7 separate regions of the Homo sapiens genome follow, and regions 2, 3, 4, 5, 6 and 7 are each linked to region 1. The links are chromatin contacts, found by Hi-C or POLR2A ChIA-PET in ENCODE. All regions are on one chromosome and are shown on one strand. Each heading gives the region's core, a stretch centred on a gene start or an enhancer-like site at or near the end of the contact. The rest is flanking DNA. Distances are from core to core; before and after follow the strand shown. Region 1 holds the start of STRIP1 (striatin interacting protein 1). Region 2 holds the start of TMEM167B (transmembrane protein 167B). Region 3 holds the start of CD53 (CD53 molecule). Region 4 holds the start of SARS1 (seryl-tRNA synthetase 1). Region 5 has its middle 85 kb from the start of CD53. Region 6 holds the start of CFAP276 (cilia and flagella associated protein 276). Region 7 holds the start of LRIF1 (ligand dependent nuclear receptor interacting factor 1).

Region 1 (2,700 bases), core at 164-2,663:
CACCCCCCTGCACTTTCGTAATCTTCCACTTGAAAAACTGAGTAGTTAACACTGATGTCCGTCATCCCACCATGCCAGGGCTCCTAAATGGTCAGTGTTTTTGTTTTTTTCAAATAATTCACTCCAAGCTCAAATTACGTCTACTTCGGGCTTGCCAATTGTTGACATGTTTTCTCAGGGGTTTAGCCTTGCTAACAAAAAATAAAAGCTTCTGAGGAACTGATTCCACAGGTCTAAAGGTAGTATCATTGCTCTTTGGTATGAATTGGTACATTATGCTTGGACAACTAGGAATTCCCTCTCATTAACTTGGCTGATCAGTTTGGCTGCTGATCAATCTAGGAGATGGCATAGTAAGTGCTCTGGGAACCTGCTCATTAAGAAGCCCTAAAACTCCGCGACATGAGTATCTTCATTCATGAATTCTGCAAAAGGAGGCAGTGGGAGGAATTCCTTAACTTGGGGTGAGGTTACTAGTCAGTTCCAGACTATGCCATCTCCAGAACGGCAGGAACGGCTCACTAGCGAGACAGGAAGGAATGTTGGGTCCTAACGCATGCTTAAAATGTCTATTTCTCATCTTTAACAGTTCAGTATCAGGCGCACTGGGCACAATAGCCCACCACAGGTACTGTTAACCCATGGCCTGATCTGGCTCAGGTCAGAAGAACAGGACATGTTTCCCCCTCCTACTCTACTCTCAATGATAATTAGCTCGGTCCGGCTCTAAGTTCCTTCCAGATCCTCGCCGGCGCCTTCCCTGCCCACACGCGCCTTCCTCTGCGAGCGGCAGGACCCAGGAGCTGGAGCCCGCGTGCCAGGGACAGACGCCCGAGATGATTAGGTTGGGGGCGCGGCAGCCCAGCGCCCTGGAGTGCACCAAGACCCCCGACTCCTCACCCCCGAGCTGGGGCGAGAGCGGCTTCCCCAGGGGCTAGGGCCTCGAGGCCACGCCCACAGTCGGGGCCCAGGGGAGCAAACCAGCAGTCGCCGGCCACGGGAAGCTCTCCCGGGCGGCGGAGCTAGAGCAAGGACTCATGCTCCAGACCCCAGGAGCTGCCAGCCTCGCTTCCTGCTCCTTTCGCTGTATAGTGACAGTTCTCGGCCGGACTCTACCGAGCCCTCCGGGAAGCCCAACCTGGCCCCTAGAGTGGCCCCGGGCCCGGGACCCCCGGCGCCGCCCGACCCGGTGCGAGCCTCGCCCCCCGAAGCTCCTGACCTCTGAGTCTTTGCGCTGGTTGCGGTTGAACTCGCGGGCTTTGCCCCCAGGCAGGAGGCCCGCGGCGGCCCGCGGTGCCCCGGGTGGTGGCTGTGCGGCTGCCGGCGGCGGAGGTGGCGGGGGCTGGGGCTGTTTGTTGTTCACGATCAGTGGGCCCGGACCGCCGACTGCCGGCTCCATCTTGGCTGCTCCACACCCCCAGCTTAACTCGCGCACAGCCGCCGTGATGCAACTCTCGCGTGATTTTCTCCAGGAAATTTCCCTGGCCGCCATATTAAGTGTGGCGGCCAGTGTTAGAAGCCATCTTGGCTGACCAATACCTCGCGATATTCTGTCTGCAGTCCTTCCCTTGTTGATCTTTTTAGTTTTCCACCTTCCTTTCAGTTTCAGTTTAGATGTAATTTTATCTGTGAGGCTTCCCTTAGCTTCTTCAGTCAGTTTAGTTACCCCTCCTTCCTCTAAATCGCTTTGCACTTATAACTCATAGCCTTGTTCAAGGCTTAGGCGGAATTTTGTAATGAACAAAATGGATAGGATCCTAGTCTTCACAGAGTTACCGTTGTGACAAGTGCTTGTCATTCATTCATTCAACAAACATTTAATAAATGTCTCCTGTGCACCAAGCAGTGGGATAAAATGAGGAACAAGTGTCTGCAGTCACGGTACATAACAGTGCTTGGTGGGTCAGACAAACAATAGACAAATATAGAGAAATAAATGCTGAAAAGTGTTAAAGGAAAATTTGTTCATGGCACTAATTAAAGATGGTAAGGCAGACTTTATGTAAGAGAGCCCATGGTGATAGTTACAGGGACCACTACAACCAGATCTTGCAGTGAAGAAGAGGAATTAGACTCAACTCTGACTCCAACAAGATATAGTGGGGATTTATAACCAAAGAGCAGGATGAGGGTCAGTGGACGGAAAACTACTAAGAGAAACATCAAGGATAAGAAGTTTCTTGCTAAACTGACCTAACAGGATTATTGCTGAAAGCAGGACAGGGTGCTAAGATGTTGAGGGTGGTCAGATACCGAGTGCTATGGTTTGACTGTGTCCCCCAAATTCCATACGTTGGAAACTCAATCCTAAAGTTCATATGTTGATGGTATTTGGAGGTGGAGCCTTGAGGGGGTGATTAGGATTAGATAAAATCGTCAGGGTAGGGCCCCTGTGATGGGACTGGTGGCTTTATAAGAAGAGGAAGAGTGATCTGAGCTGGCACACATGCTCTTGCTTTCTCACCGTGAGAGGCTCTCTACCATGCAGTTTAAGAAAGCCCTCACCAAATGCAACCCCTCGACTTTGGGCTCCCCAGACTCCAGAACTGCAAAAAATAACTTTCTTTCCTTTATGAATTACCCAGTGTTTTGTATTCTGTTATAGCAACAAAAAATGGATTAAGACGCCAAGAGTGGAGAGTCCCTGCACAAACTGGATTCAACAAGGACAGAAAGGAAGCCCAAACGGTTAGTCCTAGT
Region 2 (2,700 bases), core at 188-2,687, 940 kb after region 1:
ATTTTTCTAAAACAAAGAAAAAGTATCTAAGGCTTCAACATAGAAAGCTTTAACTTCTTAGCTCTGTTTCTTAAATACATAAACCAAGCTTATTTCTTGTACAGGGAAGCACAATGAATCACCTAATTGCAAAAAACAAGAAGATATTGGACCACAAAATGGGGGAAGAATGACTAAAATTTATTCAGCAACTACCGTGTCAAACTGCTGTCTTACTTCCTGGTTCAGATTCTGTCTTCCTCTGGGTAAATTCCCTTTTCTTACTGTGCCTAGTATCCTGAGACCTCTGACTTCCCAGGAAGCTCCAAATGAATATTATATATAACCAGTGTCTGCCAGTTCTAGATCACACTACCTCTCTTCCTCCAGTAAAACTGTCTCACAGCTAAGCTGTCACTAAGAAAGGGTCCAGCAAATTAATACATACACTAAGGTTTTCTGAGGAACTATACCTTCACGTGCTACCCCTTTTCTCTCATAAGTTTCTGCAGACAATGCCAAAATTCACAAGGAGGTTAAATTCGAGTCTTCAGTGCCAGGTCTATGGACAAAGTACTTTTGAGAAATGCTTTCCGGAGCCCCTCAAATCATCGTAATGCCTAAAAGGCTTTCTCTTCTCCTTTCCTGTAAGGTTGACACTAAAAATCATGAAGGCCCTCCTTCCTGTCCTCCTCTGGAATTCAGAATTCATAAAGTGTTTGAAGAGGCCTGGAAAATTAGGTCAGATAAACTGCCTCATCATCTAGAAGAGGCAGTGTCTAAATCCACCCTTTGCAACACTAGTCAGGGTCTCCACGTGGGATCACCCCGCCAGGACTTTAAAATCAGAAATCTTTCCGGTATTTTTCCGTAAGAAGAAGCTTTTGTGGGGTCTACATTCACCAGCAACCCCAAAAGTGTGGGACTTGATATTCTATGTCATTTATTGGCCCTCTCAACAAAACTACGGTCCGAAAGCATGAGAACGCAGGGAGCTGGGAGGAGGAGCCTCTCTCTTCCCCGGGTTTAAATAGCAGTAGTACCTCTGGGACTGACCTCTCCAAGGGCCAGAAAGAACTAAGAAAAAGAAAAGGGAAAGCAAAGCATAGGGATAGATAACTCGAGGTGTGAGCATAAGAGGCACTGGGGGTCCTAGATGAATATGGGAAGGGGGAACCCGTAGAGGAGTATAGGGGTACAGAAGTTAGGGGCGTCGAGAGGCCAAGGGGGGCCGGGCTGGGAGGGGGCGGGGAGAACGGCCACGTCAGTCCCGGCCCCGCCCGCCACGTTTTCCCTTCGTCCTTCACTCCCACCCTCCGCTCAGGGCATCAGTTCTCACCGTTCGTCATGGCGGCTGGCCCTGGACCTGGGTAGGGGGTCCGGGTTCAGTGGTAATAGCGGCGGAGATGGGGGAGCGCCCGCTTGACACTTCCCGATCCGGGCCGAGGTGACTGGAAGAAGCCGTAGTACGCAGGAGCAAGGGCCGAGAGGCGAGCGCCGAACGCTATCAGGAGTGGCTAGCCGATTGTCGAGCTCGGGAAACTGCGTGTTTACGTAGGGTAAGAAGAACGCTATCTCGAAGGCTTCGTACTTGGCCGTGGTAACTAAGTCTTTTCTGCGTGCCCCTGCGGGCGTAGGGCTGGGGCTGGCCCGCGTCAGTGTGTTTGAAAAGGTAAAGGCTTGTAGTTTTGTAGTTTATTTTGCGCCGTGGCGGCTGCTGTGTGTAAGCAGCAGCCTACCTATGAGGTTTTCATCGTCCTGGGCTTCCACTTGAGAGAACTCCAGCACCGCGGGTGAAGAAGCCGCACCTGCGGCCTCCGTGACTGCCCTTGAGCTGCTCTTCCTTACTCCGGATGGAAATCTAGTCAGACTGCGTCTGAACGTTGCAAATGAAATGAGGAACCTTGTAACAAAAACAAGTCGCGGCCGGGCGCGGTGGTTCACGCCTGTAATCCCAGCACTTTGGGAGGCCGAGCCAGGCGGATCACCTGAGGTCGGAGTTCGAGACCAGCCTGACCAACAAGGAGAAACCCCGTCTCTACTAAACATACAAAATTAGCCGGGCGCGGTGGCTCATGCCTGTAATCTAAGCACTTTAGGAGGCCGAGGCAGGCGGATCACCTGAGATCGTAGTTCGAGACCAGCCTGACCAACATGGAGAAACCCCGTCTCTACTACAAATACAAAATTAGCCGGGCATGGTGGCTCATGCCTGTAATGTAATCCCAGCTACTCGGGAGGCCGAGGCAGGAGAATCGCTTGAACCTGGGAGGCGGAGGTTGCGGTGAGCCGAGATCGCGCCATTGCACTCCAGCCTGGGCAACAAGAGCGGAAACTCCGTCTCAAAAACAACAACAACAACAACAACAACAACAAAAACCAAGTCGCATCTTTCAGATCCTAAAGCACCACGTCGTCGGAAAACATTCAAAGGGTTGCCCGTTTGCTTGTGTGAATTTTTCTTTTCCTTAAACTATCAGGAGAATCTCGATTCTCCTGCATTTAATTAATGCTGGGATCACTTCAGCCACTTTAACCAGAAATCGGCGATATCTAGACACCGCTTCTCTGAGGACACTTTGACAACGTGACAAAAGACATTGCCAGTCTAATGATGGGGGTGGGGTGGAGGAGACAAAAGTACAGATTCAGATTTGCATACTGAAATCCTTAATTGCACACAACTCGGCCCGCTTTATTAGAGTTCGGGCGGAAGTGCGA
Region 3 (2,700 bases), core at 176-2,675, 840 kb before region 1:
ATTCTCCTCAAGATTGAGAAAGCAAAACCTCTTTGTTTGTCCAGCAGCTGGGAGTTTGCTTTTTCTCAGCTTTCTTCCAAAGCACACGCATAGTATGATATCTCTTATCTCCCATGGGAGTTCCTTAAGAGTAGGACTGTTTGCTAGACAAATATTCTCCTTCTACCTTTTCATCTCCCTCCCCCACAATTCCCAAAGCACAGTGCCTGGCCTCAGGAGGCACCTACCACTTGATTATTAAGTGAATTTATTTAAAAGACTGCTTTTTATTTTTTAATACAAGGCTCAATAAACTCTGAGGTGTTTTGGGAATCCAGAGCCCTCTCCCCGTCCCCACCCCTCTTGGAAATCTAGAGCCCTCTGCCCTGTTCCCAATCCTCATACTTAGATGGGTGGGTGTAATCAAAGAGAACTTTCTCCTTTCTGCTCCAGGGCATAATCAAGTGAAATTCTCACAGGTCTTGGAAGAAGAAAGCTCTTACATAGAGTTTCCGATGGTGGTCACAGAGAGTCAGGACCGAAGCTCTGCTAACACTTTGCTGAGTCCATGCAACCTCAGTCATTAGTTACAGCACATGATTGGAAATTACTGCAGTATCAAGTTTTGGGGATTGCATTTTATACGTGCATTTCATGTGACATTTATCAGTGGTCATGTTTTGTACACCAAGGATAATTTGGGGAAATGCTGAGGATCCCAATGTGCTTCCTGCTCCTTAAAAGCCAACAATCTATGCATCCTTTAGAGATGTCTAGCTTTCACCTTTTAAAATACAGTTACTGAGCACATCCTGGTGTTTTGATTTTTAGCCACCTTTCTATTTAGTGGCTTTGAAGAACCACAGTGGGAGTCACTAAATTTACTTTTGAAATTTTCTCAAATGAAAAAGAACTGTGTCTTCTAGCTGTCTTTCTAAAGACAGCTCTGGCTGTGGGTTCTTTCCTCACTTTAAAATCACAAGACCAATTTTCTGAAGACCAGAGCACATAGGAAATCTCCCCAATGTCATCTCGCATAGAAAGCTCCAGGCATCAGGAATTACTACACAGAGTAATTCAAGCTCTGAAGCAATTAAGGCATGTGAATGCCTCGACTCAGAGATTTAGATAATGGGAACCTGATTAAGTAAAAGTATTTCTGGCCTGATTGCCTTTGGGGATGTTACTAGGATCTTGCTAATCTGTTTTACTTTGTGCACTAAATATTTGTGAAAGAGAAGTTGCCGGAGATTTTATGGTTACTAGAGAGGTATATGGAGACCCCTAAGAATACGCCCTACCCCACATTAGACAGCAAGCCAAGTTAAAACGTCATCAACCTTACCTTTTCCAGGCACCGTTCCTCAGTCCTTTCGGCAGAATTTAGTGATTATCCTTGAGGTGGCCGAGACAAGGCTGGTAACACAGATATCCGGGGCTATTTGTGTAAAAGGAGAAGTGAAGGGTGAAAAAATATGATCATGCTGTGACGACAGGAAGCCCAGATGAGAAGAAGGAGGAAGTGAGGCTGAGTCCGCCCTCTTTAGTCTCAGAGATTTAGTACTTTCCCAGTGGCTTTTTAGAAGCTTCCTCTCACAGCCCACCCTAAACTAGTTTTGTGAAACAAAAGAAAACTTCAAAACCAAGTTGGTTCAGGCACAGATCTGTGAGCAGTGGTGGATTCTAGGGTAATTTGGCAATGATTTTTGCTTAGAAAAGGACAGTGCTTCTCAATCAAGGTGGCATCTCAGAATTAACTGTGTATTTGTTCAAAAAGAAGTATGCCTGGCCCCACCACCAGTTTCCCATTCAGGTAGACAGACTGGAGGGGAACACAGGAACCAATATTTCTAAACATTTTCTAGGCCCGAGACTTTGGAATGTCTTTCTGAAGATTCTCTGCCCCCTCCTCATACTCCCTCTGTCTGGCTTCAGCCAGTCTCTAGACTTGAATTGGACACCATTTGCAGACTTCTCTGTCTCGAGAGCAAGACTGTCTTAAGGTGAGTCCCCAAGGCATAATCCCAGGGGCACTGGTAGAAATGATTTGGTTAGTACAGGAAACACCACATTTGGAGCCAAAGATCTGAGTTTCAGTTCCAGCTTTATCTCTTTTAGCTGTGAGATCTTGAGCAAGTCTCAATCTGTCAGCCTCAGTTTATTAATGGTAACACCTAATAATAATCCTACTGGTTACTGTTACATCCTTATTTATATACAAGAAAACAGGCGCTCAAAGAGGTTAGAAAATTTGCCCAAGCTCATACAACTAAGACATGTCAGAGGTAGGATTAAAATTCAAGGTCACAGAGAAGGCCTTTTGAGAAACACTGTGATCAATATATTTTGAAAAATGTGTTTCTGGTTTCACTATGCTGCATCACTGGAATTTTCTTAGATTGGGTCAAAGGAGTATGTGACAACCCAAATGTATCACTAGCTAACTATGAAACTTGGAAGCAATCACTGGGCCCCAATGTTTTCATCTTATAAATGAACAGATAGATGCACTCTGCGGTGCTGACTTGCGGGCATGCCTCTGGGAAAGCTAGCTGTCTCCCGCTTCCTTCACCCTGAGACATTCAGATCCAGAGTAATCTCCAGCCAGGGCTGTCTTGTGGGGAAAACTGAATTAAATGAAGGTAAAAAGGTCTTTACTGCAGAACTTGTCAGTCCTTAATATTCTCTAAGCAGGGGAAATAATATATAGATTTCTCCAAA
Region 4 (2,700 bases), core at 154-2,653, 820 kb after region 1:
CCTGACTTCAGATTCAGTAGAACAGTGCTCAGGCTAGTTTTATCCTAAACAAAAAATGTGGCAAAATTAAATTCCATTGCAACTCGAAACTTCAGGTCAAGTGTGGAATCTCACAATCAAACAAACTACTACAATAGAGGGCCTAAGACATAGAATCAGCACAAAACTCAAGTTAAACAAATATTCTTTTGACATCCAAGATCCTTATAAACAGGAGAAAATCAATTTTCCTAATAGAAATCCATCACACTCTTGGATAGTGGCTGCCTTTGCAGTGTACTGTCATCGACCTAGCTCCCAGATGGTTGCAGACCTATTGCATCAGACAAATCAAATCACAAGTACTTGACAGCATCCGCCCAACCAGCGACCACTCCAGTTAATACAGGCAGAGATTTATGGGCAGATGGTTCTATGGTTTTATTCGGCTTCATGATAGATGCCCGATATGACTCCAAGATCCGGCAGTTCCAGGTTCTAGCCCAACTCTGCCAATGTCTTTAAAGGAAAACGTCCACAAATCACAATTAAACAGCTTCAGTCATTACAATCTTTTGCTCGCCTCCTCACTCCCCTCGCGTTTGATCTACCACGGAAAAGACTTTTCTAATTCTTAAAGGTATGCCCATAGGTCGGGGGATGGCCTTCCGAAAAGCTTCAGGGTCATTTATTTTGGCCAAGAGCGGCCTCCAACGCCCCGAAATGCTTCCGATACCGAAGGAATGAATCTACTGTGTTGCAGAAGTGACGCAGTCTCAGGAGAAGCCTTTGATCCTATCAAAACAAAGGAAAACCACTCTGGCCTTGCTGAAGATGAGAAAAAGACTGGGGGGGACCAAAGATTCGTGTTAGGAAAGCCGCGTAGACCCCACAACCTCCCGCCCCGGCATGTTCTGGCAACCCCTGGGGCAGGAAGGCTTGACAGCTCCCGATGCGCGTGCGTACGCACACTGGCAGCGAACGGCACTGAGCACGCGTGGAAGGGACCTCGCTCCGCCCGGGTGGAGGAGAAAGTGGGATGACCCCGGCGACCAGGCTGTGTTTTCGGGGATGGGGAGAACCTCGGAGCCACCGCACCCTGGGAGGGGGTCTGACGAAGGGTGGAAGCTGTGGCCTCAGGAGCGGTGGCTGGATTTGAGAGAGAAAATTGGGTTTAGCATCAAGGAGGTAACCCGCCCGTCCCGGTACTTACATCGTCGCCACTCGCTGTCTGCCTTCACCAGCTGGTCCACTAGTCCCGGGTCCTTGAAGCGCTTCTCCTGCGTCTCTCGGATGAGGGCTGGGTCCCCTCCTTTATCCACCCGAAACAAATCCAGATCCAGCACCATCTTCTTTCCTCCCGGGCCAACGCTCAGGGAAGCAAGGATCGCGCCGCAGCACTCAGCCTGTGACCGCCGCACTGCGCCGGCGCGCTGACCCGCCCTTCCTGCGCAGGCGCAGCTGGAGCCCGCAGGCGACCCTCCCCGCGACCGGAAGCGGCTGGTTGGAGGCGGGGCCGCGGAGGGAGGGGAGGGGAGAGTGGGTGGGCGTGGGACTATACCTCTGGTTCCTGCTCCCCAGCTCTGCTACAGTCTGCAGGAACTGTGATCGCCACATAAAAGTGTGAATGCCTCAGTTTCCTACTCCTGTCTCAGGCTAGGCAGAGGCCTGTCCCCTCATCCCTAGCTTAGAGGCCGGGGCCTTCACCAGGTGCCCGTTTTCCTCTCACTAGGTTGGGTTCTTCCACTGGGCTCTTTCCCTGAACCTCGGCCGTCTTCTCCATCTTGATACAAGAGGATGGCATATTTAGTCCCAGGGCTACCTCAGCTTAAGATTCCTGCTCTCGTGCCTTAGAAATGGTATACCTTTATTAATCTGATTATTGGATAAACCAAATTGTCACTTTACCAACTCTTAAGAGCACAGCTTTGGGAAAGTGCGGTTGTCTTTTAGAGAGAGACGAGAGAAAACTTTTCCAAAGGGACATTAAGCAGATTTGAACGCCGTATAAGGTGTTGAGGTCATGTCTTGGGTCAATTTGAAAGCGTCTTGAAGAACGGTTTGTATCATACTTTGATTTTATAATGTTCAGACCTTTAAATGAAATATTCTAGTTGCCGAGTGAAGCCAAAGTTATCAAAGAATCTCCCTGATAACAAGAGATTATTTGAAGGATTTGGGAACAGGTGATCTCCTCCCCCACCCCCACCCCCAATCCTTCCACTCTGCAGAAACTTTAAAGCCTCACTTCCAATGCCTTCTCGAAGCTAGATGTGCTAAGACCTTCTTGATCTTATACCGCCGTCATGGACTCCTGAGATGAGGGTGTGACATAGCTAACTATCATATTATTTATTTATAATATGAAATATATTTGGGCTTTGTCCCTGGTTCCTGACACAGCCCCTAAAACCCTTGAATTTCCTGGGTTATACGTAATGGGTCTCTTTGATAACACCTGAGTTTATAATAAGGAGGTGATTTAGGATGGGGGCCCTAGATAACCTTAGGATGGGGCCAGTCACCAGAGAGACCAAGTGATTGGAGGATTGGAACTTTCATCCCCACCCTTCAACCTCCAGGAAAGGGGGAGGGGAGGAGCTGGACATCAAACTCTATAAACGCTCGAACAACAAGAGTTGATGAGCTTCAGGGTTGTTGAACATGTGGAGATGCCAGGAGGGTGTCTTGCCCAGAAAGGTTATGGAAGCTCTGCACCCC
Region 5 (2,700 bases), core at 156-2,655, 750 kb before region 1:
TGATGATTATCATTTTTCACTTCCAGATATAGGAGTCCCTTGAGTATGTCTCATAAGATCAGTCTGGTGGTAATGAATTTCCTTTGTTTTTGCTTGTCTGGGAAAGACTTTATTTCTTTTTCCTTTTTTTTCTTTTTTTGAGATGAGGTCTCGCTATGTTGTTTAGGCTGATCTGAACTCCTAGGCTCAATCAATCTTCCCAACTCATCCTCCTGAGTAGTTGAGACTGCAGGCATATGTCACCAAATCTGGCTCTCCCTTATTTCTGAAGAATAGCTTTACTGGGTATAGTATTCTTGGCTGCCTTTTTTTTCTTCTTTCAGTACTTTGAATATGTCATTCCATTCTCTCCTGGCCTGTAAGATTTCTGAGGATAAATCTGCTGTTAGTCTAATGGGGATTCTTTATACGTGACTTGATGTTTTCTTTTGTTATTTTTAAAATTCTTTCTTTGTGGGTGCTTGAAGTCCTCCTACTTTCAATTTTCCCACAGAGTCTCATGAACTTATTGTGGCATCTGGGTCTTGAGGTGCAGGTTCACTGTTTATGGCAGGGTTGGATGTAATTTGCCTGCAGAGCCAGGATCTGTGACTCTGAGGAAACCCCTAGAAGCTTGGACCCAGAGAGTTTGGTTTTAGCTGTGAGTCTACCCCTGTGTGGAGGGTATATCCAACTCCAGGGAAGAAAAGGAGCTCTGGAGTTTAGGGTACAGAGAGCAAGGTATATCTGCAATTTGGGAACCTGGTCCAATGGAGCTCAGTGGAAACTTGGGTCCCTGGGGATGAGACAACATGTAGTGGTGACTCCGGGATGGCGGACTCAGTAGTATCCCAGACTCTGTGAGGCTAGGTGCAGCAGCAAGTTTTCATAGTGGTCAAACACATCTGTCGTTTGGGCCCTGGGGGTCAGGGGAGCAGCACAGTGACGATTGCATTCCCTGGAGAGAGGGCTTTCTTGGCAGCTCAGACTCCAGGAGACTAGTCTAATGCCAGGAAAGCAAGGTATTAGAGTAGGTTAGCCTGTAGGGTAGAGTGTCTCAGCTCAGTCACTGCCATGTTTCCCTGGAACATGGGGTACTACGTCAGCTCAGCCCTGAGCTGCTCAGGTTCCAGGGCACCAATTCCCCAGGGGTTTGTGTGCCACTTCAGCTCAGGCTCAGGCATAGAGGGTGGCTGTTCTGGGCTGCCAGGCACTATTTCCCTGAGACGTGGGGCTCTGCCAAGGCACTGTTTCCTCAAGAGGCAGCACATAGTTTCAGTTCAGGACCTTAGGGGCAGGGCACAGCCATAACCGAGAGAAGTAGATGGGGCTATTCTGCTAAAGCACTGTTTTCTTAGGAGGAAGTGTGCAGCTTCAGCTCCAGCTGAAGGGGGAGAGAGGAGGTGTAGGTGGTGCTGTTCAGCCCCATGGGCAAAGGTGTAACAGTTCCTTGAAGCTTGGCTTTGGGATGTTAGGCCACTGGGCAGGGATGGATCAAAGGTGGTTTAGCCTCAGGGATGGACAAGAGCCATGGCTACTCTCCCTTGGAGCAAGACACTCCAGCAGTAGTTCCAGTTCCGAAATGGGGTAAGACAGTAGCTATGCAGGCCACAGGGGATGGGGCCTAGTGGCAGCTCCTTCTCTGGGGGGAACACAGATTTGCAGACTCCAGGCAGCTCCCTCAGCTGGACTTAGTGCATGTGAGGACTTCAGGGGGACCCCAGTGATGAGAAGTGTAGGTGTCCAAAGAGTTGATGGCAGTTACTGGGATCCTCTTGTCTACCTTTGCACCATAAAAAGAGGTTCCTCCTGGTTTCTAGCTGATTCTGGTTGGGAGGTGGGGTGGTGAAGACCAGGTGTTTCCTTTTGCTCTCTGTGTGGTCAACCTCAGTTTCCGTGTTCACTGGGGTTTCTATTACTCCTTTGCCATACTCAGCCACTCTTCTTTAGTTGTTTTTATTAAAACATGATTGTTTGTGTGTTATTTGGCTATCTTTGTTGGAAAAATGAGCGCTAGAAGCTTTTAGTTGGCCATCCTGCTGACATCATTCTCCTCCAATTCTCTCTTGATCAGTCTACAAACCCATCTATTTAATTCTAAATTTGATTAGCTATATTTTTCATTTCTAAAATTTAGATTTGTTTCTTTTTCGATTTACTGACTCCTTTCCTACAATGTCCTCCTCTTGCTTTGTGAAGTTACCTTTCTCTTTCTCTTTGAGCTTATCTGACTTAAAGACTCTCCTTTTTTATTTTCTACTAACTGCAGCTGTTTGTATGTGCACTCTACCACTCCCTCTCTAATCAGTTTGTTTCCTTATGTGACTTGCAATATTTTTAAATCATGAGCTCCTCTTGAAAGAGAGTTGTTTTCCATGGAAGACCCTCAGGTCCTGGTACCTGGGAACAATCTTGTGGGGCAGTTTCAAATTCCTTTGCTGCGATTCTGTGAATTTCACTGGTTCCAGAGGAATTTTACAATGTATCTTGACTCTAGATTTCTATACTTGTGTGGTGTGCAATTTAGAGATCATGTATGCTGAACCAGCTTGAGGGGTTAATTTCCTTGCATTAATTTTTTCTATCTTCTCATGAGCCTATCAAGCTGCTTTGTGGTATCTCTGAGCTGTGAAACAGAGGAATTTCATAGTTTCCTTCATAAACCAGTAACTTCCAACTGTATATGGCTGGTTCATTTCCAGCTCTTTAACATGCAGAGGC
Region 6 (2,715 bases), core at 151-2,650, 920 kb after region 1:
GCTGCGGCTGCTGCTTCTGCTGGCAGAAGGCGGAAAAAAAGGGGAGGGAGGTACACAGGCGGAGGATGCAAGAGGCCAGGCTCGCTTCAGTCACCTCCCTGCGGCTACGCCAACACCGCCCATCCTTCCTCCTCCCTCTGTCCTCTCCTCCTACCCACGTCGCCTTGACAACCGCCTCCTCTCTGGCTCCGCGCGGGTGGGGCAGGGACCACGCGCGCCTCTGCAGCTCACCTGCGGGTCGCCATGGCAGCCGCCGCCGCTGGTGCGCGCGGCGTGGGCGCGGGAGAGCGCGCGCCCGGGGTGCGCAACCGGCCCAACAGGCAGGCCCGGGGCTCGTGTGAAGAACACAGTGGAAGCATCCTCCAAGCCAGCCAACAAATTTCCGTTTTCTACTGCCCTTTCGGGCCAGGGGTTATTTTATGAGCATCTCCGATGTTGCACACGTGGCGTGTGAACCGAGAGAAAGAAGATGGAGAGATCACCCTCCAGACGTCGTCGCCTGGAAGAGGCCCCAGTACGTGTTCCCTCCTACGAAGGCCACTCCTGGAGATCTTACATCCCGCCAAATCCATCCGTGCTTTTACAACCGGCTAGAAGAGAAGCCCTGACACTGTAGTTGATCCGAGTTTAAGCGAGGAGTTTGCCTTAGCCGCAATTTCCCAAGCGCCGCACGTGGGCCTCTCTCTCTCTCTCTCTCTCTCTCTCTCTCTCTCTCTCTCTCTCTCTCTCTTTCTCTCTCTCTCTCTCTCTCTCTGAGACAGGGTCTCACTCTCTCGCCCACACTGGAGTGCAGTGGCGCGATCTCGGCTAACTGCAACCTCCGCCTTCCGGGTTCAAGAGATTCTCCTGGATTAGCCTCCCGAGTAGCTGGGACTACGGGCGCGTGCCACCAAGCCCAGCTAATTTTTTTCCTACTTTTTGTAGAGACGGGGTTTCGCCATGTTGCCCAGACTGGTCTCGAACTCTTGGGCTTAAGCGATCCGCCCGCCTCCGCTTCCCAAAGTGCTGAGATTACAGGCGTGAACCACCGCGCCCGGCCCTCTTTGGTCTCTTGACATCCTCATTCTCTCATGGCTTTGAAAGCCTTTTGTTAGGTGCGAGGGAGAAGGAAATTTCTGGGTCATCTTTCAGGACTTCTTTCCTCAACTGAAGTCTTTTGCAGAAGTCCTGATGGTGAGCAGCCAGCACTTTTCCGCCGAGGCTCAGGAGTGCAATTCCAAGTCTCGGGCCCGCTCAGCGGAACGTTCCCTCTGCAGTCCCCGGAGCTTCCTCCCCAGGGGCCTCCCGTGGTCAGCCGCCAGGTGGCGCCCTCCTCTGAGGGAATTCCTCTGTCATAGATGGCTGGGCAGTTGCCTGGCAACCGAAACCAGCGCTCCAAACAATTGGGACCCGGGATCTTATGCCAGTGAGGCTGTGCTGCGGCTGAGCGGGCCTCCCATCCCTCTTAAAAGAGTTAGGCATTTAGCCATGCCTCCCACCCGGGACCCTTTCCAGCAGCCTACATTAGATAACGATGATTCCTACTTAGGAGAACTGCGGGCTTCCAAGGTACTGTGGTTTCTTGCGCAGATTCCCAGTAGGGTCGCCGGTAGTCTTCTTTCTGTCTGTGTGATGAGCAGAGATGGTAACATAAAGGACTCTGGTGAAGACACTCAGTCGGGTACCAGGGAAGTCTGTTTTCTGCCTGCCTCCCTATCTCCATATTCAAGTCGGCTAACGTTTCAGAGGCGTTTTTGAGCAGAGGAAAGTAGAGTTCTAGTCTAGAGGAACAAGGGGCTCTGGCAGCTCAAATCAATTGTGAGTATAAGTTATGGCAGTGCCCAGGTTCCTTCAAGCTACCCATTTCCCTATTTGGAAGACTGTTCTCTGAAGAGAAATGAGATATGGAGTGGGAGAGAATCCTCTGAAAGCCACCAGAGGTCATGCTTTACACATCTGTGTTCACACTGTCTCTGTCTTCTGGTTAACACCACAATATGTTTGTTATGTGTGTGTTTAGCATGATGGTGGACACTGATTTCGGAACTTAGATGATCTTTTTTCTGGTAGAAGTGATTGGGATATATGAAGTGGTGCACAATAAGATGAATTAAGTGGTGATTGTGGTCTAATAACAATATTGAGAGCCCCTTTTTATTTATTCAATACTTATTTACTATAAGCCAGACACTCTGCTAAACGCCAAGGATATATAAATAAATTAGATGTAGCTTCTGCTGTCAAGGAACTCTAGTAGTAAAGAGAGACCGACAATAGCAAAAATGCTTGCACAATAGCACATGTTGTGACAGAGTTGTGTGCAGGGTGCCGTGAGAACCAGGAACTTAAAGGAAAGCTTCACAGAGCAGATGCATTTTGATGTCCAAATATGAGTTAGGTAGGCCAGGTGAGGGAGTGGATAGAATGTGAGTTAGGAAGAAGGAAACAGGAACCAGATATGCAAGGCAAAGGAAGCAGCAGGTGCAAATACATGGAAAGGAGAGAGAGAATGGCTTATTTGGGGAACTGCAAATAGTCTAGAAGGGCTGGAGTGTAGGCGTGCAATGGAAGCACTCAGAAATCAGAGCTGGAGAGATGCCCTTGGTTGGCTGGGTGTGCTGTGTACACCATGCTAGCTAGCTATGGTTTCATCCTAGGGATGTGAGGAATCATTGTGGGATATTTTTTTTTTTTTGAGACAGGGTCTCCTTGCTCTGTCACCCCAGCTGGAGTGCA
Region 7 (2,700 bases), core at 120-2,619, 930 kb before region 1:
AGCAAGTCATAAGTGTGGTTTTGAACATGTTTCATTTGAAGGGGCTTTTAAAATAGCAAAAAGGATATCTCAACAATTCACTTGAACATCCAGGTATAGATCTCAGAGAAATCAGAACTGGGAACATAAATTTATGAGTCACACGGCAGCATAATGCAGTAGTACATGGTGTGTTTAGCCAGACAACCTGGATTTGGAGCCTGGCTCCATCACTCACAAGCTCTATGACCTCTAAAAATTTGTTCACCCTCTCTGAGCATCAGTTACTTCATCTGCATATAATAATTATTTTATTAGCTGTTAGGAGTAAATTAATTTTGTAAAACACTTAAATCAGTGCCAAGGACATACATGTGTTTGGTGGTAAAATAATGGGTGGAGGTGGTAATTCAATCCAGGAGCATGAATAAAACCACGAATCGAGACAAGACAGTTTGAAAACATAAGAGAATCAGTGATCAAGCTGAAAGGAACTCCCTTGAAAAGGGAGATATCTTCAAAAGAGATTGAGAAGGTGTAGACAAAAAGGTAGGAGCAAAACCAGGAAAGTATATTGCCAATGGCGTCAAGATGAGGGACTAATTAATAGTGCTGCGAGGAAAAATTCTCAAATAGTGTGAGATAAAGAGCATCAACTGCAATGGACAGCTGAATAAATGATTTAATGAATACAATGGATGTTCTGATGCAACTCCCAGATCTCCCTTCAGAAATAAAGGTCTATATGACAATAAGTGATAGTTTCGATGAACGTAGGCTGGAGGAAAGAGTTAAGTAAGTCTAGAGGCAAAGCTTCAGGAAAGAGGAGTAAATGGGAAACCTTCAGAGAAGCAGCAACAATAATCGCTGGCCACAGGCAGGCGTTTTAAGTTTTCTCAGGCCAGAAGTGCATGACTCCAAAAAAGCGCGCCGATGTCTTTTAATGCACTGACGGGAGAGAAAAACGTACGCTAGCGGCGAGCACAGAAGCAGAAAATTTATGATTGACCCCGGAAACATTTTATTTTGCGTAGGTGTCGGGAGAGCTTTCTTTTGCGATTTGTTCCTTGATCCGGAAGAAAAGATAGCAAATATCACTTGCCATTGGATTGCATCATAAGGGTTGGGCTTTAGCGAGCCAGTCACCTTGGCAACCGGACGTGACGACCCCGGAAGACGCCCGACCGAGCTTTGCTCCAGCTATCGGCTTCAGTGGGCGGGGCGGCAGAGCCAGACTGACGCAGTCTTCAGCACTGACCAGGCTCTGTTGGGGGTGGTGCCACCAAGGCCACGCCCCCTGCGCCTGCTCCGGCGGAGTCTGGAGAGTTGTCGTAGGCTCTGAGGGCGGAGACTCACGCCGATTCTCTCTCAGCGTAGGGCTGTGAGGGCGCAGTCCACCGCCAGGAGCCTTCCGGTTTCTGCGCGGTGCGCGACCTCGTCCCGAAGCCTGGGGATACACCCTCTCGAGAGCCCGCTGTCGCCCTCCGTTAAGGTCGAACCCCTCACAGTTGCTGTGGGCAACTCCAGCCCAACATTCCCTCGCTCTGGTTCTCGCCCCATTGGGAAACTCGGCCCCACGCTTCCCACTTTTCTGGATGAGGTGTCCCCTTTCTCCCCACTAAAATGTCAAATAACCTACGGAGGGTCTTCCTGAAACCCGCAGAGGAAAATTCAGGCAACGCCTCGCGTTGGTAAGTACCGGTTTCGAATCCTCCCCACGGCTGCCCCTCTGTCCGTCTTAGGGATGTGGAGTCGGCCGTCGTTTCCGGACGCTGTGTAGTTGAGAGGAGTTGGAGCCCGCAGAGTGCGCCACCCAGGCGGGAAGCGCTTGTCTCCGCGGCGCTTAAAGCCCATAGAGCGCTTTCCTCTGGGAAATGTAAAACCTCTTTAGAGCCTGACACAGCGGCTCCGCGGGACCCCAGCGTCTCAAGTTTAATAGGCGGACCGAGTAGATCTCCACGGGAGATGAAAACCAAGATGGCCGACGCTCTTATGTGACTCAAACCTTCTGGAAGATTCTCACGCACACGCAGAAACGCAGCAGTCAGCACGGATTAGCAAGTGCAGCCCTGGTGGCGCTGGACCTTCAGTGAAAATAGATTTTAATAGTGAGACAGAAAGGGTGTGTGATTGAAGAAAAAGGGCTTTAGAATGAGGAGATCGAATATTTAAAATTTCAAGTAATAGTTTTATGTGAAGAGAGAGAAGTAAGACTGGAGAAATCCTCGTGTAAAGTCAGTCCTTTTGAACAGCCTTTTTGAAGTAGGGTGTAATGAAGTGCCATTTCATTGGCTATTTATATTTGGCATGAGGAGAGTCCAGTATTTCTAAGGAAGATATTCTTGTAAAGTTAGAAAATAGATGATCAGTAACTTAGTTTTTGGGTTTTTTTTTTTAAATTGTATTACAAGGAAATGAATTGGAAACAATGTTAGCTAAAGCAGAATATTTTCACTTGTACTCTCACATGGTTAGTAGATTAAGTGATGAGGAAAAAATAGGGTCTGCAGACTCTAATAAGAAAATGAAGAACTAAGATGCAAAACTCATGGAAGAGGATTTTCGTTTGAAGAAAATCAAGCTACCTGGGGTTAATCTCAACTTTGCTAGTTAGCATTTGTGAGGCCAGGTACCTGTTTCCAGTCTGTAAATAATAGCACTTAGAAATATTTTAAAGATTAGGAGAATGAAATAATGTAAAATACGTCGTGTAGGAAAATA

The links. Hi-C counts contacts between places; a loop is a spot of excess contacts on that map. ChIA-PET counts read pairs that join two places held with the same protein, here RNA polymerase II (POLR2A). Pooled maps may share reads with other maps.
Region 2: a loop to region 1 is called in a map of endothelial cell of umbilical vein, with 5 times the contacts of the local background. The contact joins the promoter of TMEM167B here to the promoter of STRIP1 in region 1. A Hi-C loop is called at or near these places in 2 of 168 maps with a recorded cell type or tissue (CD8-positive, alpha-beta T cell and endothelial cell of umbilical vein), 1 of 37 single-sample maps with no recorded cell type and 9 of 50 pooled maps. POLR2A ChIA-PET finds 5 or more read pairs at or near these places in 5 of 52 experiments (A549, CD4-positive, alpha-beta T cell, CD4-positive, alpha-beta memory T cell and 2 more).
Region 3: a map of CD4-positive, alpha-beta memory T cell shows a loop between it and region 1 (18-fold over the local background). The contact joins the promoter of CD53 here to the promoter of STRIP1 in region 1. A Hi-C loop is called at or near these places in 1 of 168 maps with a recorded cell type or tissue (CD4-positive, alpha-beta memory T cell), 2 of 37 single-sample maps with no recorded cell type and 9 of 50 pooled maps. POLR2A ChIA-PET finds 5 or more read pairs at or near these places in 1 of 52 experiments (activated B cell).
Region 4: a map of CD8-positive, alpha-beta T cell shows a loop between it and region 1 (5-fold over the local background). The contact joins the promoter of SARS1 here to the promoter of STRIP1 in region 1. A Hi-C loop is called at or near these places in 1 of 168 maps with a recorded cell type or tissue (CD8-positive, alpha-beta T cell) and 8 of 50 pooled maps. POLR2A ChIA-PET finds 5 or more read pairs at or near these places in 2 of 52 experiments (BJ and CD4-positive, alpha-beta memory T cell).
Region 5: a loop to region 1 is called in a pooled map, with 4 times the contacts of the local background. The contact joins the enhancer-like site here to the promoter of STRIP1 in region 1. A Hi-C loop is called at or near these places in 1 of 50 pooled maps. POLR2A ChIA-PET finds 5 or more read pairs at or near these places in 2 of 52 experiments (PC-9 and T-cell).
Region 6: a pooled map shows a loop between it and region 1 (3-fold over the local background). The contact joins the promoter of CFAP276 here to the promoter of STRIP1 in region 1. A Hi-C loop is called at or near these places in 5 of 50 pooled maps. POLR2A ChIA-PET finds 5 or more read pairs at or near these places in 5 of 52 experiments (A549, CD4-positive, alpha-beta T cell, CD4-positive, alpha-beta memory T cell and 2 more).
Region 7: a loop to region 1 is called in a map of CD4-positive, alpha-beta T cell, with 14 times the contacts of the local background. The contact joins the promoter of LRIF1 here to the promoter of STRIP1 in region 1. A Hi-C loop is called at or near these places in 4 of 168 maps with a recorded cell type or tissue (B cell, CD4-positive, alpha-beta T cell, CD4-positive, alpha-beta memory T cell and 1 more) and 11 of 50 pooled maps.

What each region holds. Positions count from the first base shown.
Region 1 is chr1:110,033,337-110,036,036 of GRCh38, reverse strand. STRIP1 (striatin interacting protein 1) reads right to left here and starts at 1,413. Exons shown (of 21, transcript NM_033088.4): 1 at 1,220-1,413. The coding sequence starts at 1,399. LOC105378895 (a long non-coding RNA gene) reads left to right here and starts at 598. Exons shown (of 3, transcript XR_947693.3): 1 at 598-628; 2 at 2,606-2,688. RefSeq lists silencers at 819-888, 1,129-1,348 and an enhancer at 1,349-1,738.
Region 2 is chr1:109,089,501-109,092,200 of GRCh38, reverse strand. It overlaps TMEM167B (transmembrane protein 167B), which reads right to left and starts at 1,437. Exons shown (of 3, transcript NM_020141.4): 1 at 1,319-1,437. The coding sequence starts at 1,328. RefSeq lists an enhancer at 1,604-1,803.
Region 3 is chr1:110,871,873-110,874,572 of GRCh38, reverse strand. It overlaps CD53 (CD53 molecule), which reads right to left and starts at 1,425. Exons shown (of 8, transcript NM_000560.4): 1 at 1,325-1,425. RefSeq lists enhancers at 1,465-1,574, 2,175-2,224.
Region 4 is chr1:109,212,621-109,215,320 of GRCh38, reverse strand. SARS1 (seryl-tRNA synthetase 1) reads right to left here and starts at 1,403. Exons shown (of 11, transcript NM_006513.4): 1 at 1,193-1,403. The coding sequence starts at 1,328. RefSeq lists an enhancer at 980-1,339 and a silencer at 1,390-1,609.
Region 5 is chr1:110,786,501-110,789,200 of GRCh38, reverse strand. No RefSeq gene overlaps it. Among named protein-coding and RNA genes, the nearest start is that of CD53, 85 kb to the left of the region's middle. RefSeq lists an enhancer at 1,308-1,647. Within about 2 kb of position 1,405, at least 7 of the 41 ENCODE cell types and tissues checked have a DNase peak (open chromatin) inside an H3K27ac peak, as active enhancers do.
Region 6 is chr1:109,111,432-109,114,146 of GRCh38, reverse strand. CFAP276 (cilia and flagella associated protein 276) reads left to right here and starts at 1,400. Exons shown (of 5, transcript NM_001245025.3): 1 at 1,400-1,548. The coding sequence starts at 1,468. It overlaps ELAPOR1 (endosome-lysosome associated apoptosis and autophagy regulator 1), which reads right to left and starts at 32. Exons shown (of 22, transcript NM_020775.5): 1 at 1-32. RefSeq lists a silencer at 211-280.
Region 7 is chr1:110,962,591-110,965,290 of GRCh38, reverse strand. LRIF1 (ligand dependent nuclear receptor interacting factor 1) reads left to right here and starts at 1,369. Exons shown (of 4, transcript NM_018372.4): 1 at 1,369-1,670. The coding sequence starts at 1,603. RefSeq lists enhancers at 1,501-1,710, 1,245-1,781.